Regions from separate parts of the Homo sapiens genome. Here region 2 is linked to region 1. The links are chromatin loops, found by intact Hi-C in ENCODE. Cell type or tissue: left ventricle myocardium inferior. All regions are shown on one strand. Links, peaks and the distances in the headings refer to the core of each region. The heading gives the core; the rest is flanking DNA. Region 1 overlaps PLEKHB1 (pleckstrin homology domain containing B1). Region 2 overlaps ARHGEF17 (Rho guanine nucleotide exchange factor 17).

Region 1 (15,663 bases), core at 6,751-14,750:
AGCTCCTTCCCTGGCATCCAAGGCCCCTGACGGTTTGACCTTGCTGACCCCCGTTTCCACCCATCACACTGCAGATCCAGCCTCACCCAGAGAACTCTCGGCACTGAGTGCTGCTTTAGTTCTTGTTTCCTCTTCATCTAAGTTAGCAACTCCCACAAGACGATAGTTGGAAGAGCATTTGTCTTTACATCTAGCTTAAGACACTTCCACCCATACCTGAGTTAAGGGCTGCTTTCTCTGTGACCCTACAGCCTCAGGGCTACCAGTTCCCACAGCCCATGTTGTCATAGTCTGTGCCCATGTCTGGGATAGACAGACAGACACACACACACGCACGCACGCACATGCACAAACTCCTTGAATGTAGGGCCCAAATCTCATTCATCTTCCAGTACCCAGCTCTCAGCCCTGTCTGCCAACAAAACTTCTCAGGAAAGCATTTGCTAAAGGAAAAGAGAAGAGATATTTGTGTTATACAGTTGACCTCCTCTCTGGGAATTACTTTCCTGCCAGGTAATGAGCCACACAGGATTTATAGTGCAGAAGCAGTGTGGTGTGGTAGACAAGGTCAAGTGACCTGCATTTGAATCCAGATTCTGACACAGCATGCATGACTTGGACAATCTACTTTCCTTCTCTGCATCTGTTTCTTTGTAGGTAAAATAAGAATAGTAACACCAGGCCCATGGGGTTGTTGCAAAGACCTATGAGATAAAGCAGGGGAAGCTTTGGGCAATGAATGGCAATGTCCCCAGCTCTGTCTGATCTCAAATGCCCTGCCCAGCCAGCTCCCTGATCCTTGTTTAACCCACATTCTTGGGAAAGGACTCTAGATAGCTTGGGCTCTTCCTACATATTGATCTCTAAAAGTCCTGAGACTGTGCCGGAGAGTAAGAGGAAAGGTCATTCCCAGAGCCAAACTCAGAGATGTCCCTGCAGGAGCATGCAGGACACCCTCTAATGAGATGGCGTAATGGGGATGCCACTAAAGGACTGACAGGGTAACTGGGTCCATCTGGGAGAAAATTAAGGCTGAGGCTGGGCTGAAGGTAGTGAGTTATCTCAATTGACTGTTCATAGTCAGTTACAGATCAAACTCTGTTCTCTCTCCCCACTTCTCACTGCTGCAAAGGAAGGGAAGGAAAGGAAAGGGAAGGGGAAGGGGAGGGGGAGGGGGGAGTGGGGGAGGGGAAGGGAAGGAAATGGAAGGGGAAGGGAGGGGGAGGGGGGGAGGGGAAGGGAAGGGAAGGGAGGGGGAAGGGAGGGGAAGGGAGGGGAGGGGAGGAGGAAAGACAAAAATAGAAAAAATTAAGGCTGTGAGGAGGAGAAAGGAGGGGAGCAAAACAAAAGAAAAAATTAAGGCTGAAGTTCCAAAGCATGGACTGGGTCTGATGCACTGCTGGGTCCCCTGAACACAGTACAGGCCTTAGGATACCCAGGGTATGTAACCTCTGACTGCACAAATGCTAACAGACCTTGGTTTTCTCAAGAGGCTCCTCTTGCATCCATGCTTGTCCTTAAGCCGGGGCCACATACTGGACTATGCCCTGTGTTCAGTAGCCTGGCCCAAGAGGTTCCTTATAGTTTGACCTCATCCACCACCTCTCACCATGCGACCTGCTATAGCATGAGACTGGTTCCTGAACTTCAGGGTGCTCTCAAGCCTCTAATGCCTTTGCTCATACCATTTCTTCCATCTGTTCTCTGTGTGGAAAGCTCTCCCAACTTTTTCAGATTGGCAAACTCCTACTCATTTTTCAAGGTTCAAAATAAATTTCCACTTCCTGTCCCAAAGCTTTCCCTAGTTCCCTTGGCAGAGTTGCATGCCTCCTCTTCAGAGCTCCAACTGCACCACGTTCCTCTGTAACTTCATTCAATCATTGCTGTTTTTATACATGTCTCACCTCTAAGTTGGTGTCTCTGGAACTGTGGCTGAGGTGAATACCTGATATTTTTGCCAACCAGCTTTCATCTATTCATCCTACTTCTGGGAACAGTGCCCTGAATTTCCTCTGGGACACCATCCCACCCCTGCTGTAAGCCCTGTTATTTTAGACCATCCGTTTCCAGACCACTGGGGTTGATGCAGGGATGGCCACAGGACCCAATTTAGACTGATGTCTACCAGGCCCAGGACTTTCAGTCATACTGTTAGAGGAAGAGAAATTCTCTTGGTTGGACTTGAACTCAGGAGGGCATTAGCCTGGAGCTGCTGAACATCACTGCAGCTTCCAAATGAGCCAGCCCTGCAGGTGTAAAGATGGAAACAAAGCAAAGTCTAAGTGACACTCTTTGAGCCCCTGGATCACACAGCTCTTGGACTTCTCAGTTATGTGGCTTAACCTTTTCCCTTTGGCTTAAATCAGTTTGAACAGGGAGTTTCTATCTGACAGCCCCAAGAAGCCTGATGCAGGATGATGGTGTTTCCTTTCCTGACCACCTGGTTTTCTATGAGAACAATTCATTGATTCAACTCTAGAAGGATGGGAACCTACTGGAAAAGACTCCAACATGAACAGGATTCTCAGAAAGCAGGCAGGACCTGGCTTGGATCATCCATCAGCTCAGACAACAGAGACTCCAAGGCAGTCCCTCCTCTTGAGCCCTCAGGAATGGTCAACTTCAACCAGCTACCTTAAGTGTAGGGAAAACAAAATCCAGAAAGGTTAAGTGACTTGCCCCAAATGACTCAGCTAATATGCTGTCACCAGTTCCAACTGATCTCAGAATCCACACTCTTTTTCACTAGACCAGTGAAGGCACTAGTAGCTGCTGGATCATGGAGAGGGAAACAGGGCCTTCTGGGGGAACAAAGCAAGCCACAGTTACTGCTAGAGCCAACCAAATCTTTATTAGTCTCGGCAGCAGAACTAATGGAGCCCCCATTTACAGGGGAGCTTTAGTGGGCTAGTCTGGCTACCAGGCAGGGATGTTAGCATTTCTATTGGTGATTGGGATAGAAAGGGGGAAGAGACTGGAAGGGAACCAAAGGGGGAGACTGGTGGACCACCTGAGGGCAGGCACAGATGGGGCTTCCTGGGCTGGTGTAGAGGTGGATCAGGCCCCAGAGGAGAACACTGCCATCTTATTCAGAATGAAGGATGAGACAAAGCCTGAGAGGGTGACAGTCACAGCTACAAAGAGAGGGCCGAGCTCCTGGTGTGAGAGGCATTTCTGGACGGAGGCAGCTTTCTAGGGCTGGAAGTCTCAAATAGAACTCACCTGTTCCCCAACCAGGGGTCCCCAGGTTCAGCTCAATTGTTATCATGGGTACCAGCCAGGAAGCTGTTTGTGGGAAGGATGGGACTTGACTCAGGAGTGTTTTAGGTATGGACATGTGTCAGTATTCACAAAACAGGCAATATATTCATTATAGATGCAATCATGAAACTTCCCTCCAGAGAAGGCTCACATCTCCCCTTTCACCTAGGAAGCTCCTTAGCTTGAAGGCCCACCACGGTCTGATCCCAGCCTCCACCCCAGCCCAAATGAACTCCCATTTAATTCCTTGGACATGCCATGACGTTCACGGCTCTGCATACTTGCCAATAACTGTTCTTCCAGCCTACCTGTCTTGCTCCCTGCCCCACCTGTCCTTGTCAAAGGACTGATAACTCTTCAGCTTTGTCAAGTCCTTGTTTACTCCTGTTCTCCCCACCAGGACTCGAGCTCCCTAAGGAGAGAGCAGAGAGCCCGATTCATGTTGTGTCTACAGCGCCTGGGGAACTCGAAGCCAAATGAAGTCGTATTTGCTGTGCCCTGTTGTGTTTAGAGGAAATGTATCCATAAATGTCTATAACAGATTTTGGGGGTGTCTAGTGGTAGATGTGAAGACTTCAAGCGATGTTTGTACCTGTGATGATAGCTTCTTCCCATGTGGGGATTAAGGGTAGGGAGTGGGGGGAATGGTCCAAACCCGGAAGGAGCTAATGGAGAGGATAGGGCCAAAGTGGGACAGGGCTTGGATGGTAGAGGATGGGGTCCAGGAGGAAGAGGAGTCTAGCAATCCAAGCGCAGGGGTCAGTGCTCCGAGTCCCAGGGCTCAGAACCAGCAGGGCGACCACATGAGCGAGCCCAGCGCCGCCCCAGTGGCGGCTCCCGCAAGCATGCCCATGGCCAGAGGGGCGCCGGCGCTGTAGCAGGGATCCTCCCGCACTATCACGTGCGTCACGCCAGGGCCTGCAGAGGGAGACAGCCCATGAGGATCAGCGACTTAGGAGGGAGTAGAGTGATCTTCGTACCCTTCCTGCATCACTCCAGCCCAACCCAGTGTAAGGCGCCGAACCCACTCTCCTGCTCCCCAGTCAAAGAACAGATCTAGACGCGGGAAGAGCTCCACCCTACGGCTCCCAGGCCTTGGATCGGCTACGGATGTCCCGGAACCTACGGGTCCGCTACGGCAGGCTAGGGCGGAGCAGCGAGGAAACCCTGAGATCGCTAAGCACAACCACCAGGCGCCTAACGATGGGCATTCCCAACCGCCAGGCCCCAGAGCGGGGAGGAGGCAGCATTCCCGCAGTAGCCACCAGGGGCCGCTACCGGCTCAGGAATGGGTATTGCCGACCGCAGGGCTGAGGAGCCATCCCAGAAGGGTGAGGTCAGCTCGAGACGAACGCTGGTTCCAGAGCTCTCCCAGTCTCAGGATGGAGAGGGGCTTGCGGAGAGTTCTGCCTGGGAAAATCCGTGCACGCTAAAAGGATGAAGCCTGGTCCGGACTTACGGACCGTGGGCTGGGCCTGGCGCTGAATCGGTGCTGGATCGAGGCAAGCCCCGGGGCACGCTGGAGACTTACCTGCGTAGGGCGGTCCGTAGTAGCTGCGGACATACGTGGCCTCGTGTGCATTGGGGGGCACCACCTCGTAGTAGTCTTGGTACGGGCTGTAGACGCGCACCTGGGGAATCCAACCATGTCAGGTGCCCAGGAACTCCCTGGCCCGGATTTGGTCCCCTACCCCCACGCCTGGCACAGGCCTCTCTGGGATCCATGGAGCCACCTCCCCAAGTTTAGAAATGGGCCTCCAGCCACTAGCAAGCTCTTGGAGAAAGGCCCTGCCCTCCCCACAAGGTCCACGGTCCTCTAAAACTTCTGCCCTACATCCAGCTCCCAGTGACACCCATTCTCCAACTCTGGCCTCCCACCTAGCTCAAAAAATTCTCTATGGCTCCCAATTTCTCCTTATAGGTAGTCTAATATTTGCTAGCAGCTCTACAATAATGCCACTTGAAAGACCCAGCTCTACTAGTCACAAGGAGGGGAACATGGCCAAGCCCCAGGCCCAGGAAATAAACAGGGGTTGGGGAGGAAGGAAGGGAAAGGAAGGATAGGGATGAGAAGTAACTAAAATACAGTTATGCGTCTTTTAAACAACAGGGATACAGTCTGAGAAATGCGTCCTTAGGCAATTTTAGTTATGTGAATATCATAGAGTGTACTTACAAACAAACCTAGGTGGCACACACCTAGAGTATATGGTATATCCTATTGCTCCAAGCCAACAAACCTGTTCAGCAGGCTACTGCCCTGAATACTGTAGGCAATTGTAACACAATGGTATTTGTTATCTAACTAATCATATATAAATGTAGAAAATGTAATGCATTGCCCTACGACATTATCATGGCTACAACATCACTAGGTGATAGGAAATTTTCAGCTCCATTATAATCTTATGGAACCACCTTTGTATATGTGGTCCATCATTGACCCAAAATTGTTAGGCTGCACTAGGCTGTAACGATTATTGAGCACCTACTATGTACCAGGTCCTGAAGGAAGTGATCACGTGTGTTACACCACCTCTAATCCTTAAAGCAGGTATTAGCTCCACATGACCATAGGGTTGGGGACTGAGGCTCAGAGAATGGTCAGTGTTCTCTCTGGAATGCATTCCCTGCCCTCCCCTCTCTCCCATTAGATTTCTGCCAACCCTTCAAAGCCTAGCTCAACGGTCACCCACTCCACTCCAGGAAGCTCTCCTGGTCTCAGGAAGAATTTTTTTTTTCCCTGAATTCTGTGGATCTTGCTTGTGCCTCTTGTTGCTATCCTTTCTCCTGGCCTTTCTTGCAGCCCAAATGTGAGCTGCTTGTAGACAAGGACTCTGATTTGTTTGTGTCACCAGCAGGGCCAAGTGCATACCAGGAACCAAGAACTATGTGCTGAATTAAATGGAAACTCCAAACCCCTCATTTTACCCATGGGGGAGCAGACCTGGAGAGGGGTCAGGATCCCCTTCTCTTCTGGATCTTTCCTCTTAGCCCCATTCCACCCTGTATCTCTCTCTAACTGGGATTCACACCTGAACAGTCCAGCTCCCCTTAGAAGTCCAGGTGTCTCAAACTCCACTCATCTCAAGATGATTGCAACATTTCTCCATCTGCTAAAACTGTTGCTTTTCCCATAAATCTTTTTTTTTTTTTTGAGACAGAGTTTCATTCTTGTTGTCCAGGCTGGAGTGCAATGGCATGGTATCAGCTCACTGCAACCTCCGCCTCCCGGGTTCAAGCGATTCTCCTGCCTCAGCCTCCCAGGTAACTGAGATTACAGGTTCCTGCCACCACGCCTGGCTAATTTTTCTGTATTTTTAGTAGAGACAGGGTTTCACCATGTTCGCCAGGCTGGTCTTGAACTCCTGACCTCAGGTGATCTGCCCGCCTTGGCCTCCCAAAGTACCCAGCCCCATAAATGCTTCTCTCAGTACATGCCATCACCATGCACTCAAATCAAGAAAGGCTAGGCACAGCGGCTTATGCCTGTAATCCCAGCACTTTGGGAGGCTGAGGCGGGAGGATTGCTTGAATGCAGGAGTTCAAGACCAGTCTGGGCAACATGGCAAGAACCTGTCTCTACAAAAAATTAAAAAATTAGCTGAGTGTGGTGATGCATGCCCGTGGGCCCAGCTATTTGGGAAACTGAGGCAGAAGGATCACTTGAGCCCAGGAGATCGAGGCTGCAGTGAGCAGTGTTTGCACCACTGCACTCCAGCCTGGGCAACAGAGGGAGATCCTGTCTCAAAAAAAGAAAGAAAGAAAGAAAAAGAAAGAAGGAAAGAAAGCAGGTTGTTGCCCTTGTCTTCACACATCTGCTTTCCACACATCAGCCACCAGGTCTCGTGATTTTATCTTCTAAATGTGTTCTTCTGCCCATTCTTTTGGCCAATTCCAAGATAATAGGCCACTGGTTTTAGCAACTTGGAAGTTGTGAGTGACCTTGAAAAAACTTTTCAGAGGAGTTGCTGAGTAGGAAAAGCCAAGCTATGGAGGGTTGAAGAAAGGCTGAGAGGTGAAGGATGCAATCCCCATGTCATGACATCTCTTTCAAGAAGTTTGGTGGTAAGGGGAAGGTCTCCAAGCACACCTTGTGATTTCAAATCTCCATGCCATTTTCCTTTGCTAGGGATATGCTTCTCACCTCATTCAACCTGTCTTTCAGACTCAACTCAAGCATCACTCTCCCTGAACCTCAGGTTCTGTTGGGGTCCCATCTGGACACTCACAGCCCTTGGATGTCCCTGCATCACAGCACCGATCATGCTGTCTTCACGTTGTTTCCCTGTGTCTCTCCCATCAGACTTGGAGATGCCTTTGAGGGCAGAGACTGGGTCTAATCAGATCTGACTGGAACATGGCAGGTACCTAATAAATGTTTATTGAATTCATTCCAGTGAATCAAATACAGGGCCAGACTGGAACTAAGGTTGCCCAACTCTGAGTTCAGTTTCAAGTCAGGGAAAACATATAGTCCCAAGACAATGCAAGAGGCTCAGACAAGCAATGTCGTAAGTCAGTGAACTCTACGGTGCTCCCTCCCCATCAGTGATCCAATAGGGATTTCTGGTAGGCAGTGCCAAGATCCAGGCTCCAGGCCCAAAAGGGGTTGGAGGGATCTAAGCTCTCAGGTCCAATTTTATTGGTGGGGAAGTTGAGGTCCACAGCCTCCACCTTGCCCTGCTGCTACACAGTGAGCCAGTGGCCTTGGGAGGCCCTGGAGAGGGTGGAGCACCCCATATCCCTCGAGGGCACCTGTTTTTACTCTCCACGTCTGGGAGGCCCAGAAGTAAACTCCTATAAGTCACCTGGCAACAAATAGGGACAGCCCAGAGACCCATGGGCAGAACCTGAGGGTTTGAACCTGCCTCTCCCTCTCCAGAGGCCCAGCTACTTTGTGGGTACAACCAGTGTTGACCAATCAGGGGGTCACATGCAAATGACTCCCCTTAGCTGAGCTGTTGTGTTATTAGGTTTACAGTCTGTTAAATCCTAGTTTTTGACATCCCCACTTTAAACAAACTTGCATCCTAGTTTGGGCATGGAAAATACCTCAGAACGATGGGCTGGGAGTCCCAGACCTGCCATTGATGAGTTGAGTGACCCTGATCAAGTTAGGTAACCTCTCCAAGCCACTGAGGATCTAACAGTGCCACATCTATACAATTTGGTGGCCCAGGCACTTCTAGGCTTAGTGATTCTGCACATCAGAGTCATCAGGAGACAATTTTTTTTTTTGAGATGGAGTCTTACTCTGTTGCCCAGGCTGGAGTGCAGTGGGGTGATCTTGGTTCACTGCAACCACGTCCGCCTCCTGAGTTCAAGCCATTCTCCTGCCTCAGCCTCCTGAGTATCTGAGATTACACCATGTCTTGCTAATTTTTGTACTTTTAGTAGAGATGGGGTTTCACCATGTTGGCTAGGCAGGTCTTGAACTCCTGACCTTGCAACCTGCCCGCCTCAGCCTCCCAAAGTTCTGGGATTATAGGTGTCAGCCACCAGGCCTGGCCAGGAGACAGGTTTAAACTACAGGTTTCCTAGGCCTAGGCCCCATGCCAGATTAAAACATCCAGAGGTGGAACATGAATACTTGTTATTAGTGCTTGTAAGTTCCTAAACAATCCTGATACATAGCCACACTGAGCACCACTGTGTAAGATGAGCTCAGAGTTGACTATAAGATCACAGGTACTCTCACTCAAGCCCCCTCCTGCCACCCACCCCATGCCAGGCCCTGTGCTGAGTTCTGGGGACAGAGAAAAGATTCAGGCCAGATCCTGCCTTCAAGAAACATTGAGGGTGAGGGGAGACAGACCTAGACTAAATTAGACTATGTAGTAGTATTGCTATAAAGGAAGTTTTTCACTCCCTCCTTCCTTCCTTTGCTCACTCAGTGAACATTCCCTGAGCCCCACTGTGTAAGAAAGGTCAGCATAGACTCCCCATCATCGAGCACTAATTGAGCATGTGCCATTTACCTAGCCTTGTGCCAAGTTCCATAGAGGCAGCGCAATCAGGCCTCATTCTTGCCTTGGAGGAAGTTCTAGGCCTCATGGAAGACTACACAGACAGGAATAAACCAGCTCTGAAACCAGGCAGAATGAAGAAAGCACTAAGCCTTGGTGCCGCTAGGCTGAGGGAGGGAATGACGATGCCTAGTGGTCTAGGAAGTCCCCACTGAGTAGGTGGCAGGCAGCCTTTGAGGTGGGCCTTACAGGATGAGCATCAGTTTGTCAGGTGAATGAGGAAACTGAGGTCTTGTCAGCAGAGGGAACAGCATGTGCGAAGGCTGGCAGAGGGAAAAGGTCTGGTGTGGCTGGGGACAGAGGGTACAGCAGAGCAGCTGGTTTGTGTCCTGTGGGTGATAGGGAGCCATGGAATGTTTGTCACAGGGAAGGGATGGACTGGGCCTGGTTTTGGAGGCTCATCCTGGTGGCCAGTATGGAGGCAGGGAGGGCCGAGCCAGCACTTACCCAGATCCGCCTCTCAACCTTACAGGGGCTCCACGAGCGGGTCACACACCTGACCTTGGAGCAAACCCGGCGGCTCCTGGGAGGGACGGTGGCTCCAGCTGGGGCCTGCTCAAGCCACAGAAACCCAAGAAGGAGGAGGGAGGGAGGGGGTGTCAGAGGCCCTCTACACCTAAAGAGACTCAAGAGCTCTTTCCAGACCCTACCAGAGCCCTCCGCCAGCTGGGCTGTGGCAGGGAGCATCCTCTTTCTCCTCAGCTCATGGTAACGGGGGAGGCTCAGAGAATGCTGATGACTGCCAAAGTTACGCAGAAAAGAAGGACAAGTAGTCTCTTTCCAGAATTAGCCCACCCTCCCCTATTTCATCCTGCTGGGGTTCCCAGTCTCCAGGGAGGACAGGGCGACTCCCTTCTGTCCTCTAGCCCACCTGGTCCGCTTCACCCCAGCCTCGTCCCTAGCTGTGCCCCCAGGCCCTGTGTTCCCAGTAAAGCTGGTGTTAGGGGCTCCTGGAGCCTCCACCTGGAGTGAGGTATGAACTCCAGCATGTCGGAGGACAAAGGGCAGGTCATTCCCACACAGGCTACAGAGAGAAGCCCATAAACAGAGGTGAACACACAAAGATAGGTAGACACAGGCACAAATACACCCCGACTCTAGTAAGCCCGGGCACAGAAGGACGTGTATATGTGGAGTAGTGGGAGGTAGAATAGAGGCCAGGGCAGAGAGAAGGGTCAGCAGAGCCACAGGAGATGGACAGGCAGAGAAGGACGAGGCCGCTTCATAGAGTCACAGAGTGCAGACAGTCACCCTTGCCTCCTTCCCTCCGCCTCTCTTTGGTGGAACTGACTTGCCCCACATAAAGAGGCTTTGGAGCTCAGAGCCAGGGTAGCCTGACCTGGGTCCCTCCACCCTGCAGACTACTGCTGTAGCCTCCTTACTCCCAGCTTTCTCCAATTCACCCGCCACTTGGAAGCCTGAGTCTGCTCCCCAAAATCTGACCACAGCCCTCGCTGCTGAATGCCCTTTATTGCTCCCTACAGGCCTCAGGGAAAGTCCATTTCTTCCAACTGGACTTTGAGGCCCATCATGAGCTGGCCCCGATGACCTCAGAGGTCATCTCTCCTGTTTCATTCGCCTCATGAATTGCTCTCCAGCCAGGCAGACTCTGGGCCCTTAGACGCATGCATATGTGCATAAGCACTTGTGCACACACACATGTGCACACATCACTTCTCTGTCTCTGCTCATGCAGCTACTTCTGCAGATAACGCCCTCCTCTCAAAATCTCACTGACCTAGGTTCCATGGTAGGCTTTTCCACTGACTTAAGAGTATAAGCTTTGGACAAGTCACCTCCCCTCTCTGAACCTCGGCTTCCTTATCTGTAAAATGGGACTAATAATACCAACCCCCACCCAGCTGCCCTGCCAGGGTTGTTGGAAGATGAAATGATGTCACTGCTGCCAGGGGCTTAGCATGATGCCTGGCACTCAGGACGTGGATGCCTGAGGAGGTTTCTAAATGCATCCAGGTCTCCCCTGCTACTTCCCAACGGACTTTCTCTATAGGTGAGAGGGGGCTCCATTGTGCCATACAGAGAAAGAGCAAGCACAGATTCTGGAGTCAGGCAGATGGGGGTGGAGGCCAAGCTGGGCTTTGGGCGGCTCTTCAAACCGCCACTTCCATCAGTCACAAGCTCTGTTGACTCCATCTCCTAAATATGTCCTGTACTCATCAGCCTGTCTCGGCCAACAAGGCCTTAATCCAGATCTCCAGTCTGTTGCCCGGACACTGTCCCAGCCTCCTAAGTGGCCTCTGGGTGTCTGCAGTTACCCTCTATAATCCATTCCCTACCTACCAGCCAGACTATCTTTTTTTTTTTCCTTTTTTCTACAACAAAATTTCATAAACTGACAGACTACCCCCTTTTTTTTACATGCCCCAACGTTACAACAATTATCTTTTTAAAAATATAAATTGAACCTGATCTGATCATGCCATCCCTCTGTTCAAAAACTTGTCATGGCTCCCTGGTGCTCTTAGCAGAAACCAACATCCTTCATACAGCCCACAAGACCTGGTCGTGCCAACCCTCCTTCCCTCCTTACCCACTCACTCCCTAAGCACCAGCCACCCCAGCTGTCCTTCTGTTCCTCAACTTGCCAAATGTCTTAACCTCTCTCAGAGCCTTGGCACATGCTGATCCCTCTGCCTGGAATGCCGTGCCCTTTACCCGATCCCCACACCTTTCACCCAGTCAATTTCTGTTTATCCTTCAGTCCTCGGTTTAAGCCTTGCCTGAACTACCACCTGGATGAAAGGGCCAGACACTGCAAATCTCTGTCAGAGCTGTTATTACTATTGAAATGGAATAATTAATTAGTTGTTCCATGTCTGGCTTCTCATTAGGCTGAGTCCAGGTGGGCAGAGCCCATATCTCCTTGGTTCACCTCTGATCCCTGGCACTTGGCACACCACCTGGCCCATAGTAGCAGCTCAGTAAATATTTGTTGTGCGGATGAATGAGCTTCAGTCTTATCATCTGCAGAGAGAGAACAATAACCCCAACTTCACAGGACTGTTGTGAGGAGCAGCTGGAATGATACCTGCACCACACCTGGCACATAATAGTTGCTCGATAAAAGACAGTTCCTTCTCCCCAGCTCATGTGCCACTCCCTCCAGCAAATCTCCATGGAGGCTTCTCTCTCTCCTCTGAGCACCAGTTGGCTCTCCCTTATCCTTTCCCCGAACACTTGGGACTCAGGCATCAGAGTTTGCAGAAACCTATCCACATAAGACTGAGAACTTCTGGCAGGTGGAGACCGAGTCTGAGTCACTCATGATTCCATGGCACATGGAGGTGGTGGGGAAAGGGGGAGAGAACGGGAGACTCACCGGGGTGGAGTTTGCCTCCAGCAGTGCTGTCTTCCATGCTCTGCAAAGCAAATCCCACCAGACCATGAGGAGGGAGTTTGGGGGTGGGTGAATTGGGCCCCCACATTTTAGACTTTCCTCTCCAACCCAGCCTCAAGCCCAAGTCTCTCATGAAAGGAGAGATCTCTTGTCTCCCTCAGGAAGACAAAAGTGACCCCTCCCCTGCCCCAGTCACATGGATGGAGCACTAAGTTAGGCTAATTCATTCTTCTCGTCCCCTCTAGAAGTTCCAGTTTCCTCATCTATACAGTGGACGGTTGGGCTTGGGTGGTCTCTCAGGGGATGTCAGATTCTGACACTCTTGGGTGGGTGTTGTAGCCCAGTCCCCCTCCACATCCCAAATCTACAAACAAAACACTTCCCCAAAGCTCTGACCCCAGAGCCTCAGGAAGGCCCAGCAGACACGGGACAATGGGGCCTTTGTTGGTTGCCATGGCACCTGGCTGGGTTGGACAAGGCGGCTCTGTGCTGTCTGCCTGGAGCTCAGCTTCCCCCACTCCCACACACCCATCTCTTTCACTCTCCTCCAGCGCAAAGGCCATGTACCCCTTAGCCAGAGGGTAGGAAGGGACGGAATGTGAGCCAGCAGATGGTGCCTGAGAAGGACACACCCAGGCTGGCCACGTGGATATGCATCTGACATTGGGGTGCCCCTGCCTGGGACGCAGCTGACTGCCTTTGTAGGCAGGTCCAGGGCTACCCCTCAGATCAGAGTCCCCCACCAGGGCATCTTCTAAGAAGGGAGCAAGGGTGCCACTAGGCTGCTCTGCTGCTTTGCATCACCCTCAGGTGAGGGCTCACCTCAGAGGCCGCTAAAGACCAGGAACCAGATACCTGAGGCAGGTGTGCACACCTCCCCCTCAGCAATCCTGAGTTCACTGTAGACCACATGAGGAGTTCACTGTGTGCCATGCCAGTCACCACAAGCCCTTCAAATCCACTCCACCCGCCTCCAATAAGACTCCCTTGCTGACTGGCCTTAGTGCCCTCTTCCTACGGTCAGAGAACCAGAAGGCCCAATGAGAAGGGGGCACATGGTAACTTTCCCCGAGATTCCACCCCATCCTCTCCTGGGAGTGACTCACAGGGCATCATCCTTGGTCTCCGCACAGAGGTGCAGGCGGCCGCCTTCCCGTAGGTTCACAGTCAGCAGGCCATCTCGGCTCCGGCCCTCTGGGGGCTGCACATCTGGAAGCAGACACACATATATGGGTTTCCACAGGCACAAGCCCCAGGTCCCCCCAGTAAAGCAGGGACAGGAATAGGAATTGACTTCTCTGGGCTCTGTTTACTGGCCACTGCCAACCTCCTCTGATCCCATATACTCTCTGAGGGATTCCACTCTACGTTTCCAACCTTTCCAACCTTTCCATGCTGAGGCTTCCCTCAGCACACCTCCCAGTTACCCTGTTAGAACTGTGGCCTGGGCCTTGGTGGAGGAATGTGGAGATTTGCTGTGACTCTGGGCCACTTCGCTTCTCTGGGCCTCCTAATTTCATTTCGTCTTCATCCAGTACCGAGCGCCTGGAGGGCAGGAACTGTGCCTGGCTCACCTCTGAGACAGCACAGAGGAGAAAGGCACTAAAGGACTGATTTTTCTTTTTCTTTTTTTTTTTTTTTTTGAGACAGGGTCTAGCTCTGTCCCCCAGGCTGTAGTGCAGTGCCATGAACACTCACTGCAACCTCTGCCTCCCAGGCTCAAGCAATCCTCCCACCTGAGCCTCTTAAGTAGCTGGGACTACAGGTACACACTACCATGCCCGGCTAATTTTTGTTTGTTTTTGTTTTGGTAGAGACGGGGTTTTGCCATGTTGCCCAGGCTGGTCTTGAACTCTAGACTCAAGTAATCTACATGCCTCTCAAAGTACTGGGATCATAGCTTACTGCAGCCTTGAATTCCTGGGCTCAAGCAATTCTCCTGCCTCGGCCTCCCCAGTAGCCATATGTGACCGCATCTCACCAATTTTTTTTTTTTTAAGAGACAGGGTCTCGCTATGTTGGCCGGGCTGATCTAGAACTCCTGACCTCAAGTGATCCGCCCGCTTCAGCCACCCAAAGTGCTGAAATTACAGGCATGCGCCACCACACACAGCCAAGGACCTATTTCTTAACTCACACCAAACTGAATTGGAGTTGACAGAGGCTCAGAAGCAATGTCTGTGAAATGCCTCTGAAAGCTGCAAAAAGACTTCCAACAGCAAGTGTTCTCGGAGACAGCGGGAGGCTCTGCCCACAGTCACGGTGCCACAGAGGAAGGGGCTTCTGCTCACCATGGCACTCTGGGCCGATCTTTATGTCACGGACATTGAAGTGGATGAGCACACGGTCCTCCTCGTCCTGCGCTGTCTCATCGTGGTAGTATCCCAGGGTCCCGTCCAGCCACAGGGCAAACCAGTTCCGCTTCCAGCGGCGGAGGATGGAGCCTGTACGATATTCCAGATGCACTAGGCAGGCTGATCCCAGAGCCTGCTGGGAATAGAAGCCCCAGACAGACTCCCAAGTCCCCTCAGCCTCAGTCCCTAGTGTTACAACCACCTTTTTCTTGTCTACCCCCTGAAATGAGGGCAGGACCTCTTTCTGTCTTGTTCACCTCCTGCCTCCCATTGGGTCTGATGCATAGCAGAAGCTCGATACACGTGCTGAACAGGGAAATGAGTGACTGGGCCCATTACTTGGAAGCTTCTAAGGCCAAGCCCCAGGTCTCTTCAAGGGCAAAGACCTCTCCCTACCTTAAGCCTGCATCTTCTCTCTCTCTGTCTTTGAGACAGGGTCTTGCTCTGTCACTCAGGCTGGAGTGCAGGGGCACAGGCATGGCTCACTGCAGCCTTAACCTCCTGGGCTCAAGTGATCCTCCCATCTCAGCCTCCCAAATAGCTGGAACATCAGGCACGCACCACTGCACCTGGCTAATTTTTAATTAGCCAGGTAGGTATTCTTGGAGACAGTGGGTCTCACCATGTTGTCTAGGCTGGTATCAAACTCCTGGGCTCAAGC
Region 2 (15,663 bases), core at 3,708-11,707, 300 kb after region 1:
GCAATACATTCCTCTTGTTTATAAATTGCCCAGTCTGTGGTATTTTTGTTAAAACAGCCTGAAGAGATGAAGCCGATCTACTCCTTTTGACAGAAACTGTCCCATCCCAACCCTCACCACCTGGGCAGCCATGTTTTCTTCCATATGACCCTGCCCCATTCTTGCTCACAGCTGACTGGACCAGGAGTGGGCACCTAACTTAAAGGTGGTCATTCTATTGACTTGGACCAATTAGAGTAATAATCAGCTGGTATTCCTACATAGTGGGCAGGCCTGGGTTCACCAAGGGGCCGAGCAAACCTGTCTGTTACCCTGAGGGCCAAGCTCCAGGTGAGCTCCCCTCCAGCTGAGCCAGGAGCCAGCCTGGGTCTGATCACGGGAGTTATGAGGAAGCAGGGAAAGCTAACAGCAGTGAGAACAGGGCAGACTCAGCAAGAAGGGAAGAAAGACAGACGCCGCAGGAGGAGCGGCTCCTGGAAGCTGCCTCAGCTCCCAACAGTCTCAGCCCTGAACAACATGGATGGCTCCAATCAACCCTTTGCTTGCAGTAACTCAAGCGAGTGTCTGTTCCCTGTGTGTGAAACCGCTGAACCAGACAGTGCAACATCATCTAATATTAGGCGCTCAAATGATTTTGCACAGATGAATCAATGGCTAATTACAGTGATGCTGCTCTGTGTGCACCACCCCCACCCAGCTCCCGCTGCCAGCCTAGGTCCCTGCCCAGTTGGAAGGAAGTGTACATGGACAGACTGTCTGGCTCCATGGGTGCCAAATGGGTCCTTCATGCCAGCCCCCTTGCACTGGATGAGAGAGCGAGGCCCAAAAGTGGAAAAGCAGCTGGACAGGCAGCCAGACTGGCTGGAGCTCAGACCCTCCAGGAGGGCTTCTCAGAGGAAGACCCCAACACCCAGAACCCCTAGCATCAAACCCACCTTTGATGATGTCTGCGTCTTCCAGCGGCAGCTTCCACAGCATCTTGTACTTGCTGGCTGTGTCAATGACACTGGCTGCCGTGTACCTGTGGGGAGCCAATGGGGCGCTCTGGCCAGGGTCGGGGAGTGGGGCTCAGAGAGGGACAAATGCTCCCCCTGTTGGCACCACCCAAACCCCGGCCCAGCCACTCACAGGCTCATGGAGCTGCGCCGCAGGGAGCCTGACTTTCGCTTCAGAGTGGTGCAGACGATGAGGTCCGTGAACAGGAAGAGAGACCGGTCCTTCTTGCCACCGATCGCCTTCTGTGGAGCCCAAGGCAGAATTCAGGCTGGGTGGACACAGTCCAGAAGCCCACCCCCCTGCCCATAGTGCCCAAGGGGACACTGAGACCCAGGGAGAGTGAGGGCTCTTCCCCAGCTTCCCAGAGAGTCAGAGCAGAGTGGGGACTCGACCAGGGCTCCCCTCGGGGTGAAAGAGCAGGGAGACCTGCAGGTAGAGGGTGTGAGCAGAAGAGAGGACAAAGTGAGGAGGTGGGGACAGCCGGACAGATACTGGGACACTTCTTACCACTTCAATGACCATCTCCTGTCTCAGGAACCGCCGCAGAGGGGCCTGGAGCTGTGGGACAGGAGGGACAAGGCATCTCGAAGGCCAGTTATTAATCCCTATCCCCTCCAAAAATCCCAGTGATCCCTCGGCCCCACTCCATGGGCTAGGCCAATGGAAGCAGCATGCTTCCCACCCTCAATGCCCTTGTGCTGCCAGGCCACAGGACCCAAGGTCAGAGACAGACGTGGAAGAACAGACAGGTGGAGACGTGTGGCCACAGAGGCTGGCAGACATGGATGCAAACACACTGTGGTTCCGGACATGGACACAGCCACGATTCCAGGTGGCCACAGATGCACACAGAGGCCGAGTGGACACAGATGTGGGTGGGGTGGGGTAGGGTGGGGTGGGGCAGGGCGCACGCACATCCTCCATGCCCTCGATGTGAGCCTCTATCTCCTGCAGCACACGGGCATGGCGCTCCGCCTCCTCGGCACTCCGCACACCCTTGTTGATGCGCTCAGCCACCTGCTTGATGTTCCGCTGCGCCTCCAGCAGGAGTGGATGGTCCGGGTGGTCCTCAGGTGTATGCTTCAGGAGGTCCTGGGGTGGGAATGGGGAGCAGACCTGACTGCTTAGCTACCCCTGGGGCCCCAGACTGCTGGAGCAGGAGGGACTATGGGTAGACACCAAAGAGGACTATCTTTCCTACCTGTCCCCTAGGGACCCTGATGTCAGGCTCAACGAGGCAGGGGCCTTAGACCTCCTTGTATCCCCCCATGCTTCCAGGCCTTGCCCACTTGCCCACCCAGGTCCATGCCCACCTTCACCAGAAGCTCGTAGCGTGGGATCCGCTGCACAGGCTTGATCATGAGGTCAGACAGCGCCTGCTTCTCCTTGTTCTCACGCATGCTTTGCTGAAACCCATGGATGGGCATCATGTGAGGAATGACATGCCAGGAAGACTATGTCCAGGGACAGGTCCCCAGCAAGCCTCTCCAGCTCAGCCTGAGAGCGGAGGCTGGCCCACTGGCTGGGACTATGGTACCCACGCTGGGAGCTCCTGGGGCCCTCAAAGCTGGCCCAAGGTGAGGGTCACCTCCATCCCCCTGCCCTAGCCCACAGTACCTCTAGGAACTTGAGAAAGGCAGGCCTCGCCTCCTTGGCCACACGCACAGCATCCTTTGCATTGAGGAAGTTATCGATATAGGCAGAATAGATGTTTACTAGGACATCCTTGGAGAACTGTGGAGGAGGAGGCAGGTTGGGGACCCTCAAGGTGTCCCTCACCCCACCTCACCCTGTCCTAGTTTTCACTGATTCATGAGTCACCATCTTTTCCCTCCAACTAGAAATGATACAATCTCTAAGGGATCAGGCACATGTCCTGTGGCTCTAAGTGTGGTCGTGTTTAGGCGTATGTGCATGTGTACACATGGATATACGAGTGCTCATATTATCTGGGTGTGACTGTTCATGTATGCACATATGTAGACCTGAATGTATCCTGTGAGCTCAGACCTGGTTCTCTCACTTCCAACTGGGCATTTCCATCCCTAGACCTCCACCCTCACGAAGTCCAGCCAGGCAGGTCTCCCTTTCCCCATTCTCTGAGTGACACAGACTCATTCTAGCCATTTGGCCTTTGCTTATGCAGATCCCCCCACCAGGAATGCCCTTCCTCATCCAAATCTCGCCCCGCCTCAGGGCTGTGCTCCAGTTCTGCCTCCTCTCGGAAGTACTCCTTTCCCTGACTAGAGCTCTGCCTGGTACGCCACCTGGCCTCTGGCTTCTCCTGATCTCCTAGGACAAGTTCTCCCTCTCCATGAAAAGTGCTCCCATCCCACCCACAGTAAAGCCCAGCTCAGGGCAGGACATACAGCTGGTGGCTAATACCTGCTTGATGCTGATGGCGGACTAAATATGGAGGTTATTGGTAAGAAGCCTTGTCTGGGAACCAGGAAACCTGGGTTCCTGTCTCAACTGTACTGTGGATAAGCTACGTGACCACATTAGTGATATTTCTGTACCCCTCAGAGTCCTGTCTTTTTTTTTTTTTTTTGAGACGGAGTCTCACTCTGTCACCTAGGCTGGAGTGTGCAATGGCACGATCTCGGCTCACTGCAACCTCCGCCACCCAGGTTCGGGCGATTCTCCCGCCTCAGCCTCCGGAGTAGCTGGGATTACAGGTGCATGCCACCACGCCCACCTAATTTTTGTATTTTTAGTAGAGACGAGGTTTCACCATGTTGGTCAGGCTGGTCTCAAACTCCTGACCTCATGATCTGCCTGCCTCGGCCTCCCAAAGTGCTGGGATTACAAGCGTGAACCACTGCGCCCGGCCAGAGTCCTGTCCCTCTAAGGTGCCAAGTGCCCCTGCCTCTGGACAGAACAGGGCAGGGTGTGAAGAAGCAAAGGGAGGAAGACAACCCTCACCAACCACCCCCACCCTGGGACACAGCATCCTGTGCTGACCCCTCCGGGTCCAGGGCTTCGCCGTAGTCCATGGTCAGCATCAAGGTCCAGGCAGGGGGCTGAGCTTACTGACACTGAGAGTGATGATGGGCTGGAGACATCAGCACTCAATCCAAGCTGGAACCCCATCACCCCTGTCTGGTCCCATCAGTTTCTGGGTCAGCAAGGACATTCTAAGATGGTTCAAGGCCCCACCCCACAGCATAGCAAATATATTGAAACATACATCCCACAGAAATAGATATAATTTTTCACTTGTAAAATTTTTGCAAGAATTTTTACAATTTTGCTTTTGAAATTATGTGGCTCTGAGAAACCATTTAGTTTGCATTTGGCTATGATTTATCAGTCATCATGGTGTATTCTTGGGAATTCTGGCAAAATAAAATGGAACTGGAAGTTTTTCAAATGTAATTAAATTCTTATAAATACTAAATTTAACAATGAATGAAAATGGCATGCTATGTTTTACAGGCATTTAATTAAATGCTTATTGGTTTTGCTTTCGATGTTCTTTTTGAATTCTGAAGTCAATACCTTTTCTAAGATCTCACTCGCTATTGTGGGAGCTTGACAAGTGTACAGTGGAGATCTGGCCTGTGGTGAGAGGCAGTATGGGGTAGGGGAAGCCGGGGCACTGGAACCAGGCTTTCTGGAGTTGAGTCCTCCACCACTTCCTAACTGTAACTTTCATCAGGTTACCAATCTCTCCATGTCTCAGTCACTATCTTTAGAATCAGGGTAACCAACGCACTCTCCTACCAGGGCTGTTGATAGATACAACACATTTAGAACAATGCCTAGCAAACAGGTATGCTATTATGATGAAAATATCTGATGGAGAAAAAGTCAAGACTCAGCCAGCATCAACATCCAGCCCAAGTCCAGGGTCAGGACCAGGGCAGTTATTTTGGTTCCAGTAAAGATAGGGTGGAGGTCAGTACCAGCATCCATCTGAGGTCTGGGTCAGCGTCCGCACCAGCTTGGGGTCAGGACTAGAGTCACGTCAGTGCCAGCCAGGAGCGGGGTAGGGTCCAGGATCAGAGTCAGTGTCTGGCTGGGGTCGGAGTCCGTGCCAGAGTCTGGCCAAGCTTTGGGGTAGGGGAGTGTCCAAGTTCAGGTCCACCCAGGGGCTGGGGTAAGTACCAATGTCTAGCCAAGTTCTATGGTCAGATCTGGAAACAGAGTCAGTATCCAGGTGGGATGGGTGGGGGTGGGGTCCGTGGCCACATCCAGCCCCTTCCAGGAGGGCCTGTGCTTGTGGGAATTGGCAGCAGCGGGGCCACTCACCGACTGGACGAGCAGGGCTCCCACCTTCTGCTGGGCATGCCAGGTCTGCATGCAGTGCCGAACCTGCTCCAGGAATTGCTCGTGGTGCTCCAGGAGCTCGGGGATCTGGTCGAAGATCTCGTCCACCAGTGAAGGGTCACAGAGCACGGAGTTCTCTGGCTGCTTCAGCGGCTGCATGTAGCCCTGAAGGACCCACAGGGTCGGTGCACACTCCCTCAGAGATGCCGCCCCCACCACACCTACACAGGGCCCCTGTGTGAGTGCACACAGAATCACCCGGGCCTGCAGCTCAGCGCCCTGCCTTCCACATCTCCCTCATGAGACCAAGAGCTCCAGGAGGGAGATGGGAAGATCTAAGCTCATGCCCTCATCGCTGAGCCCAGGGCCTGGCACAAGATGGGAGCAAGGACGCTCAGGAAGAGGTTTGTTTAATGTATGAACAAACAGAGCTTGGAATGAGGAAAGCAAGATGGGGCTCCTTGAAAGACCTCCCACCACTAACTCAGCAAAGATTTACTGAGCACTTACTACGTACCAGGCACTGTTCTAAGAATTGGGAGACAGCAATGTATAAGAAAGACCACAATCCCTGTCCTGATAGAGCTTAGGATCTAGTCTGATGAAACACACAAACGGAAGAAATTTTTTAAAATATCATATTTCATCAAATCTAAGAAATATTTTATTTTATGACGAAGTCTTGCTCTGTCACCCAGGCTGGAGTGCGGTGGTGCGATCTCAACTCACTGCAACCTCCGCCTCCCGGGTTCAAGTGATTCTCCTGCCTCAGCCTCCCGAGTAGCTGGGATTACAGGTCTGCGCCACAACACTCAGCTAGTTTTTTATATTTTTCATAGAGACAGGGTTTCACTATGTCGGCCAGGCTGGTCTCAAACTCCTGACCTCAAGTGATCCACCTGCCTTGGCCTCCCAAAGTGCTGGGATTATAGGCATGAGCCACTGCGCCCAGCCATTATTTTATATTTAAGAAAAACTGGTTGCCAATTAAATTATGATATGCTACCAATTATAGAATGAACCCTGATTTAGGGATATTAAAACGCGAAGACCACGAGTCTCAGAATGGATGACATATGGAAATCTCGTAGTCAGTTAAAAGGCGATAATGCGGCAGGGCGCGGTGGCTCAAGCCTGTAATCCCAGCATTTTGGGAGGTCGAGGCCAGGCAGATCACCTGAGCTCAGGAGTTCGCCACCAGCCTGGGCAACACAGTGAAACCCCGTCTCTACTAAAATACAATAAATTAGCTGGGCCTAGTGGTGTGCGCCTGTAGTCCCAGATACCTGGGAGGCTGAGACAGAAGAATTGCTTGAACCTGGGAGGTGGAGGTGGCAGTGAGCCGAGATCGCGCCACTGCACTCCAGCCTGAGGACTAAATAAATAAATAAATAAGGCGATAATGGTGTGAAGATAGAGCAGGGAGGGTCGTGGGAGATCATGAGACCACATGGGAAGTTACTGGAGACTCTTATTGACACTTTCTGAACGCTGTTATACAGATTTCAGACCTGCTGGCCAGTCTGTGACTAAAACTCCCGTTATTTTACGTCAAATCTACGTGCAAAGATGTTCCCCTAGCTTTAATAGCCCAGCTCAGGGGCCGGTGCGCTTGTGGAGAGGTCGCCCTCTACTGGCCCTACGCTGTAACTGCAGGCTAAAAAAAACAGGAGGGTGTTGTTTGAAAAAGCATATGTGATGTTGCAATAACATTTATATTAAACATTTTTAAAAATCTGGCTTGTTTTGTAAAACAAGCTTGAGAAAGTAAAGCTCAACAGAATCCTCTCTCTTGGCTGGGGATTCTGAAAAGGCCGGGATGATGGTGAGGAGATAGGCAGGCAGTCTCCTGCCCACAGGTGAGCCAGCTCCTGGGCTGGGTCAGGGCCCGCTGCTCCACAAGGAGCAGGAGCAGCAGCTAAACCGCTCACCTCAGGGTCCCGGCACCCCACACAGAAGCGGGCACACAGCAGGAGGAAAGAACAAACAATGACTGAGAGCCCAATACGGAACCTGGCACAAGCCAATGCCCCATTCACTCACCAATGCTCAGCCTGCCCAGCACTGGGGCATCTCACTGCACAGACCCCCTGTGGGGCTGACACATGAGTGGTGGGAGGCAGGAAAGAAGCACGATAAATGCGTAAATTACTATACAGCATGGTGGAAGACAGTGAGTGCTACGGAAAAGAGAAGTGGGATCAGGGTGCCAAGGGGAGGGGGACTCGTCAGGGTGGTCAGGGGAAGGGGCGTTTGTTAGCTTCGAGTGTCAGAGTTGAAAATAGGCTCAGAGGGTGAGGGTGACACTGAGGAAGGGATGTAGCCCTAGGACCTAGTTTCAAATCCTCCCTCCTTCTGGCTCCTAACTTCTATTTAACTTCTTTGTTCATTTTGAACACCTGGCCTGCAGGAACAACACTTATCAATTAGTGAGGGCAGTGATGGTTCGAAGTTAACACTGGGACTATGGAGTCCAATCTCAATTTGAATACCACTGTGCTCTAGGCAGTGTAGACTAGTGGGTGACAGGGAGAACCCAGAGTCACAATGACAGGGTTTCAACCCAGGGTGTGGCACTTCCTAACTCTGTGACCTTGGACAAGCAGCTTTACTTCTCTGTGTCTCAGCTGCATCATCTGCAAAATGGGGTTTATAGTCAGGCTTATATGAATTTACTCACTGTTCTAAAGCATTCAGAACAGTGCCTGGCACATAGTGGGCACTCAGTGAATGTCAACTAATACCACTCACTAGATGGATGACCCTGGGCAAGTTTCTTAACCTCTGTGAGTCTTCGTTTCTTTGTATAAAGAATATAATATCTACCTCACAAGGTTAATACAAAGATTAAATGCAACTTTTTACCATGCTTGCAGAGCTGCAGGCAGTATGCTAAATTATAAACATGTGTCTCTAATTAACTGCACTCAAGGCAGGTCTATTATTATCCCCTCTCTACAGATGAGGAAACTGAGGCAGAGACTGGTTATGTGACATGCTCCGGGTCATGCAGCTGGCCAGGAGATGGAGCCAAGTTTGAATGCTGGTGGCTTGGCTCCAGAGTCATACTCCTGACCTGGAGCCAGACCTCAGTCCTCCTCCCACACTCCAGGGCTGCCTCCAGGGACGGTCTTTGGGTTCACGTGACACCCTCCTGTCCACCTCCACCTTGCTCACCCAACATTCTGGCTTCCTCCACCCACAGGTCCTGCACCCTCTCCCAAGTGCAGCCCTGGACGGGTCTGGGAGATTTGGCGGAGGTAGAAAGACATGCCCAAGCCCTGCCTGCTCCCAGCTCTCCACTGCTCCTGACTCCTGCCTGTGAACAGGCATGGGTGCCGTCATCACCTTTTGTTTTTTTTGTTTTGTTTTGTTTTTTGAGACAGAGTCTCGCTCTGTCACCCAGGCTGGAGTGCAGTGGCAGGATCTCGGCTCGCTGCAACCTCTGCCTCCCGGGTTCAAGCTATTCTCCTGCCTCAGCCTCTGGAGGAGCTGGGATTACAGGTAGCCTGCCACCACACCCAGCTGATTTTTGTATTTCTAGTAGAGATGAGGTTTCACCACGTTGGCTAGGCTGGTCTTGAACTCCTGACCTCAGGTGATCCGCCTACCTCAGCCTCCCAAAGTGCTGGGATTAGAGGTGTGAGCCTCCGCGCCTGGCTCACCTTTAAGTCTTCTTGATGGGAGATAGGTAGATTAGCTACATTTTGCAGGCAAACTTGAGGCTCAGAGAAGGTGAGGTGATTAGGCTAGTATCACCCAGTGAGGACGCACGTGACTTCAACCCTGGACTGTCTGACCCTAATGCCTCCAACTCTCATCTAGGGGATGGCAAAGGACCCCCTCAGGCCCCTGCCATGTCTACTCCTCCTGCCTGGCATTCTGGCTGCATCCTCCCATGGCTTCCTTGCGTGCACAGGAAAGCCCAGCTCCATGCCCAGCAGCCTTCCTTCCTGCAGCCACCTGGCCACCTCTGGTTCCCTGCTGCTCTAGGTTCCTTCCAGCCTCCTGGCCTTTGTCCCTGACATACCCTCTGCTGGGAGCCATCCCTCCGGGCTCTTTCTGCTGAAATCTACTCACCCTTCAGGTCTCAGCTAAATACCCCAACCCCAGGGAAGCCCTCCCTGACCCCGACACCAGGGTAGGCCCCCTTCTGTGTTCTCATCTCCCCATGCACTTTTTAAAAACAATAAACAAACGCATTGTATTTTATGGTAAAATACATATAATATAAAATTTACCATTTTAAATGTACAGTTCAATGGTATTAAATACATTCATAATGTGTGACCATCCAGCTCTAAAACTCTTTTTATCCTGTAAAACTGCAACCCTGTACACCCATTAAATAGTAACTCCCCATTCCCTCCTTTCCCAGCCTGGCACCCTTTCCCTGGCACCCACCATCCTACCTTCCATCTCTGAGTCTGACTACCCCAGGAACCTCATGCAAGTGGAATCAGACAGTGCTTGTCCTTTGAGACTGGCTTCTTTCACTTGGCATCATGTCCTCCAGGCTCATCCATGTTGTAGGATGTCAGAATTTCCCTCCTTTTAAGGCGTATCCCTGTTGTGTGTAGGTTCTCTGTGTGTGCACTTCTGCATCACCACATGCCACTGTGTGTTGATGTCTGGCTGGTCACTGTCAGTCTCTGCCATAGACCGTGAGCTCCAGGAGACAGGCCCTTACCACTAATGCCCCTGCACAGAGAACACTACCTGGAGCGCAGAAGGGGCTCACCGTGGATTTGTGGAGTGAGTGAATGAATGAATGAATGGTGAGTGAGTGAATGCTCTGGATGTTTCCATAGGGTGAAGGTTCTACCTTTACCCTTTGCTGTCACTCTGCCCAGCTAGCTTGGGCAAATTCATCCTCAATGGTGACTGCCAGGCCCCACTTCAGCTCAGGTCCACACTCATCCAGCCCCAGGCCATGTGTGCATCCAGGCTGTGGGCCTTCCCAGGTTCATGTCTGAGCCTGAACTCACCACCTTGCTCCAGTTGTGCTTCTCCCCTGGGCCCCACCTATCCGAGGCCAGGAGCCCAGACATCATCTTGGGCTTCCCCACCTTGCCCCCCACAACCAACCAGTTACCACGCCTGGCCTGACCAGTCCACTTCCTGAGTGTCTGTCCCCAGCACTCCCTTCCTGTAACCTCTATCCTTGCCGGATCTCAATGGCCTTGACCTCCTCTTCTGCCACCCACCTTCCCAGCTGTCAGACAGACTTCATGAAGCATGAATCAGGCCACACACCTCCCCTGCTCAAAGCCCTTCGCTGATCATCCACGGACCCTGGCAGAATCTACTGCCTCCAACTGGTGTTCTAGGCCCCCACAGCGTGGCCTCTGCCGACTCCGACAGCATAGCTATGGGACCAGCGCGTTGTGCTCTGTGCTGGCCACGTAGACCTCCGAATGTGCCAGGCCTCACTTGGCTTTGCAATGTGCTATTCCTGCTGTTGAGAAGACAGGTCATGGTGGAAGTGAGCACCTCCTCCAGGAAACCTCCCTGACCCCACGCTTAGCAGGTGCCCCTCGATGTTTCTAGAGTGCCCGTATACTCCACTACGTACTCAGCAGGGCGGTGAGCTCCTGTGGCAGGGGCTGGGCTCTCTTATTCATTCCTGTGTCTCCTGCACCTGGAACAGGGCCTGCACACAGCAGGTGCTCAATACTGAACTCTATTCAACTCATACTTCCCAGTCAGTGAATACAATGGAGGCGGCACATCAGAGGGAGTTCACGGATCTAAGTTCAGGGTCAGGGTTGCCAGGGGGACGTGGAAGAACAGCAGGGTAGGGACGCCTGCCCTGGGGTGGCCTGGCCCCTCTGCATTCTCTCTTGCCCGGGAGAAGCCTTCCTCCTTCTCTGGAATGGCCATGCTGGGGGTTCTTCATGGAAAGGCGACGGATGCCAGGGACACGGCTCTCTGGCCTCAGTCCCTTGTCCATGAAAGGGGTTTGCTCACACCCATCTGACAGCCTCCTAGGCTCAGAAAGGCCATTCTCAGGGGAGTGGGCCCCGAGCCCCACCTGCATCAGGGTGCGCAGCGACTCCACATACGACTGCTCTGTGTCCAGCAGGGTCATGGCCACGTGCTTCCGCATGTCCTGTGGGGACAGGAGCAGAGGGTGAACAGGGGTCTTTTTCCCCCCAGACCCCATCACCTGTAGCCACATGGTGCCCAGAGAACCCGCCCACACCCTCTCCCTGCCCTCCTGGCCCTTCCCTCCTGCCGCCCAGGGCTCCGGGCTGTTCCCCCGAGGCCCCCAGGCCCTCCACTCTGCCAGGTCTTTGCTCAGCTGCTCCCCCTGCCCCCGACTTACACCTCAAACACGTGGCCTTGCACAGTTAGGCACTCACTCCTCTGCCCCTGCCCCATCCACCCACTTCTTGGCTCCTCTGCCAGGCTATTGAAAAAGGGTCTTTAAAAAAATCAATAACCTTTCACATTTGCAAAGAACAATGCCTCCAGGCCAGCACCCACTCCAGCTGCCATCTCTGAAGACCCCAACTTCAGGCTCAGTGCTATGGGGACATGCCCACCTGGCTGGGCTGCCCACCATCCCTAAGAGTAGACACCATCACCCTGCTACAGAGGAAGACACTGTGGACCAGAGAGGGGAAGTCAGTGCTGAAGGTCACACAGCTGGGCAGTATCAGGGTTCAGCCAGTCTCAGACAAGGCTGGATCCCAATTCTGTCATTTAAAAACATTAACTATGCCCTCCTATGCGCCAGGCACTGTTCTAAGCATGACATATTATTCAATAATCCTGGCCACCCTGTGAGGTATATGTTATTATTCTCTTCATGTTAGGGAGGGGAAAAAGGAAACCCAGACACCGATGCCTCCAACCTATGGATCTGATGACCTGAATTACTGAGTCCCCAAGGGGTCACACAGCCTCTGCACCCACACCCCCAGGCACAGGGTGCTCATCCCTGTCTGGGATGCCTTGTGTTCAGCCCCTGGGACTGAACTTACCTGCTGCTCCTCTCCACCAGTCCCTACACCTCTCCCCTCAAAATCCCCACCTCCAGGAAGCCTTCCCAGATAGCACCAGCCCCAACAACTTCCCTTCTCTGGCAGAGACTCCACTCCAAGCCCTAGACCCCTAGACTCCACTCCTGACCCCTCTAAAGCCCTAGAGTGATCCTGGGCAAGGCCCCTAACTCCTCTAGGCTCCAGATCTCTGGGTTATTCTCCTCTCTCCCCTCCCCTCCCAGGTCTCGGCTTGGCCTGAGCATCTGTGGACCGTATCTCGGGTTCCTGCCATCAAGGCTTACTGGTTCGAGCAAGTGCTGTGCAGATGGCAATGCCAGGGTGTCCATGTCTGTGGCATCCCTCCAGCCTCCACCTCTAGTCCTTCAGGGTAGGAACTCAACCAGTGGGGCTGTCCTGGTCACTGCTATGCCCAGGGCTCATGTTTTAGTGGACCTGAGCCCAGGCCTGTCCTGCCTGACCCAGCCACTGCTCCCCCTCTGCTTGTGGCACACCCACTTCAGATCCCTTGCCCTCTGACCAGGGACTCAGGGGCAAGGCCTGTCCCCACAGTGTCCTATAATGAAGCACACTCAGAAAAGTGAGCTCCCATGCTAGGAACTCAGTGGTGGGGGTGTGAAGGACACCCCTTGGGGCAGGGAGGAAGGGGGGCTGGCTCTCCCCATCCTTGCCAGCCCACCATTGCCAGCCCTGGGCTCTGACGGGTGGGAAGGTACCTCAGGGCCTCCGGAAACAGCAGACCAGAGCCTCAGAGCCTCTGGAGACAAGCAGACCATCTATCCTCGGTACTCTTGTGACCTCTAAAAAACCAGGGCAGCTTCCAGAAGGAGGCAGTGCGAGCAAGGCTCACTGTAGGATGGAGACTTGGGAGAGCGTGGAGGGCCAGGAAGGCCTCCCGAGGACAGGCCCAGATGCCTAATCCTGCCCTACCCCACGCCAGGGACATCTCAGCACCCCACAGACATGGTCTTGCTTCAGCCTCACACTCAGCTCTGTGACACAGGTGTTGCCATTTCCACTGCACAGGTGAGGGGTCATGTCAGAGAGGTGACATGACTTGTCCAAGATCACACAGCCTGTGAGTGGCAAAGCAAGGACCAGGGTCTCTTCAGCCACCTCATGACTCTCAGGGCCCCAGCCCCTGGAGTTCTCGCCCAGACTGACTGGGCAGCCACGGGCCACAGGTCCCCAGCACTGCCCTTACTGGCTGTGTGACTGTGGTGTCACCTAATGGCCCTGTTTCCACATTCTCTTCCATGAAATGGAGCTAATAACCCCGCCCTCCCATCACCGTGAAGGCAAAGGCGGCAGCGAGCAGAGCAGCTCTGTCCACACGCAGCAGGTCACCAGTGTCCACCCTTTCTCCCCCTCAGTGAGACGGCGTGGGGAGCTCCCTGACAGCAGGGCCAGGCCAGGCGCGGCCCTGGGCCCCTCAGCCACACTCCCCCGCCCACACAACGGCCCATCAGGCCCAGCGGGCACCACAATGGTCATGGTCAGGGAGGCTTCCTGAGAGGCAGGGCTGGCGCTGTGCCTGATGCCGGGAGGCTGGGGTGACACGGGGAGGCTGACGCTGCAAATGCCCGCCTCTCCCAGCCTCCTCCCTGCGGCAGAGCACAGCGGCCTGTCACTCAGCTGTCAGGTAAAGACACAGAAAACAAGGCCAGCTCCCTGTCACTGCGCGAGCAGCCCTCTACACGTGCCCACCACGGGTGTAGTGTGCGGGGGTTGCGGGGGTGGACAGGGGAGGCAGGAGGCAGACAGCGCAGCTGTCAGCCTGAACAGCAGGCCCACCTGTTCCAGGCAGAACAGCCCTTCACACCCAGCCTCCCCACAGCACCCCTCATCCCTCACCAGCCCCATCCCCAGACCTTCGCTACACCGGGCACTGAGGTGGGCACTGGGGGATACAGCAGGAAGACAGAGGGGGCCACTCCTGGGATGACTGGGGCATCACAACCCAAAGACTGAAACCCTGACGGGCACAGTGTGAAGACAGACACGCACACAGAGACGCCATAAAGGCAAGCCGCCCCACACAGAAATAAAAAACGCAGCCAGGTCACGCAGCTGAGAACCAGGCCCGCCAGCTCAGAGACTTGAGGCTGTGGAGAGACACATCATTGCACGGGGAGGGGACAGAATTACAGCCCCCACTGGGGCCGGGAGCATGGCACAGAGTCCAGGCCCAGAGACACACAAAGACAGGGAAACAGCCCCAAGACGCCTCCCCTCCCCTGCAGGGGTACACACACTGAGCGAGAACGGGGACGCTGCTGTTCCCACCGCAGCATGACTCCTCCAAGGGCCAGCAGGCCCAGCGGCAGGGAGAGGATGGCAGTGGGGGTGCAAAACTGACTCTACTTTCCAGCACACACATACACCAGGGCCACCTCAAGCCTAAGAGGAGGGCTGGGAAAACCTCTCCTTCCTGAGCCTGTGGACCCAGGATAACACTGGCGACAGCCTCAGCTTCTACAGGCACTTCTGCAAGCGGAGTGCCACCAGGCCTTGACCCTCAGCGCCCTGCCAGCCACACCACCGCCTGCCAGGGTTCCTCACCGGCAATCTCCAGGTCTCCATCCCCGGTCACAGAGAGTCCCTGCGCCCCATGCCTCCCCTCCCCCCACCGTCTCCTGGGTTGGCTCCTGGGTCGGCTGAGTTCTAGGCCATGGCCCAGGTCCCTGGCTGCCCCTCCCCCTCCCCGTACCTGGGCCTCCCCAGGCTCCTCGGCGTCAGTGCTGCTGCCCCCGGCAGGCTCCCCGGAGGCGGCGGCTGGGCCCATATCGCGCATGTCTTCCAGCGCGATGGTGAACTGGGCCAGGGTCTTCACCATCTGCAGCATGCGGCCGGCCAGCCGCTGGGGCGGGGGCGCCGGGGTGGCGGCGGGGCGGGGGGCGGGGGTCAGCGCGGAGTCAGGGGCCGCCTCCCACTCTCGCTCCCTAAGGGCTCAGCCCGGCCGCGGCGGCAGCCGCAGTGGCGGTCGCGGTGGTCAGTTCCAGCGTCGATCTGAGCGCTGCGGCCCGGCCGCCGGCGGCGCTGCTGCCTCCTCCGCGCTGGGAGTGCGCCCGGCGAGCCAGGCGCGCGCGGCCCCGTTGTGGGGAGGAGGGTCCCCGCCCTCTCCGCGCCGCCCCATCTCCCCCAGCACGCTCTGGGCTGCCCTCGCACCCGCCCCTTCCCCCACGCGGCAGCGTCCGCTCACGGACCCATCCCCCGCCCCAGGACACAAGTCGGCGCACACCCGTGGACAAAGGCGCCGACATGTACTTTCCGTCCGCACCTGTACCCAGCGCCGGCACACGCTGAACGCAGCTTCCCACCGAGGAGCCACGGAGCACGGGACACACACAGGGGCACGAACACACCTACACGGAATAGGCCACGTTCA

Evidence for each region. Hi-C counts contacts between places; a loop is a spot of excess contacts. Peaks named below come from ENCODE experiments on the same cell type or tissue, not always from the same donor. Only the 100,000 strongest peaks of a DNase experiment are listed, where the experiment ranks them.
Region 2: a loop joins it to region 1, with 5 times the contacts of the local background. A loop is called at or near these places in 45 of 110 quality-filtered maps.

What each region holds. Positions count from the first base shown.
Region 1 is chr11:73,649,982-73,665,644 of GRCh38, reverse strand. It overlaps PLEKHB1 (pleckstrin homology domain containing B1), which reads right to left. Exons shown (of 8, transcript NM_021200.3): 3 at 14,940-15,092; 4 at 13,755-13,857; 5 at 12,631-12,670; 6 at 9,738-9,842; 7 at 4,793-4,892; 8 at 2,826-4,179. The coding sequence ends at 4,043. Among named protein-coding and RNA genes, the nearest start is that of PLEKHB1, 11 kb to the right of the region's middle. RefSeq lists enhancers at 3,677-4,519, 4,520-5,364 and a silencer at 4,443-4,614. In left ventricle myocardium inferior, for the core only: no CTCF peak of the experiment used is centred there; DNase peaks (open chromatin) are centred at 11,469 and 13,124; H3K27ac peaks cover 748 bases.
Region 2 is chr11:73,342,600-73,358,262 of GRCh38, reverse strand. ARHGEF17 (Rho guanine nucleotide exchange factor 17) reads right to left here. Exons shown (of 21, transcript NM_014786.4): 2 at 11,303-11,380; 3 at 5,251-5,433; 4 at 2,614-2,730; 5 at 2,310-2,402; 6 at 1,912-2,088; 7 at 1,504-1,554; 8 at 1,129-1,238; 9 at 936-1,021. Among named protein-coding and RNA genes, the nearest start is that of RELT, 26 kb to the left of the region's middle. RefSeq lists an enhancer at 7,208-7,709. In left ventricle myocardium inferior, for the core only: CTCF peaks have their summits at 6,695 and 6,902 (motif pointing left); a DNase peak (open chromatin) is centred at 6,882; H3K27ac peaks cover 408 bases.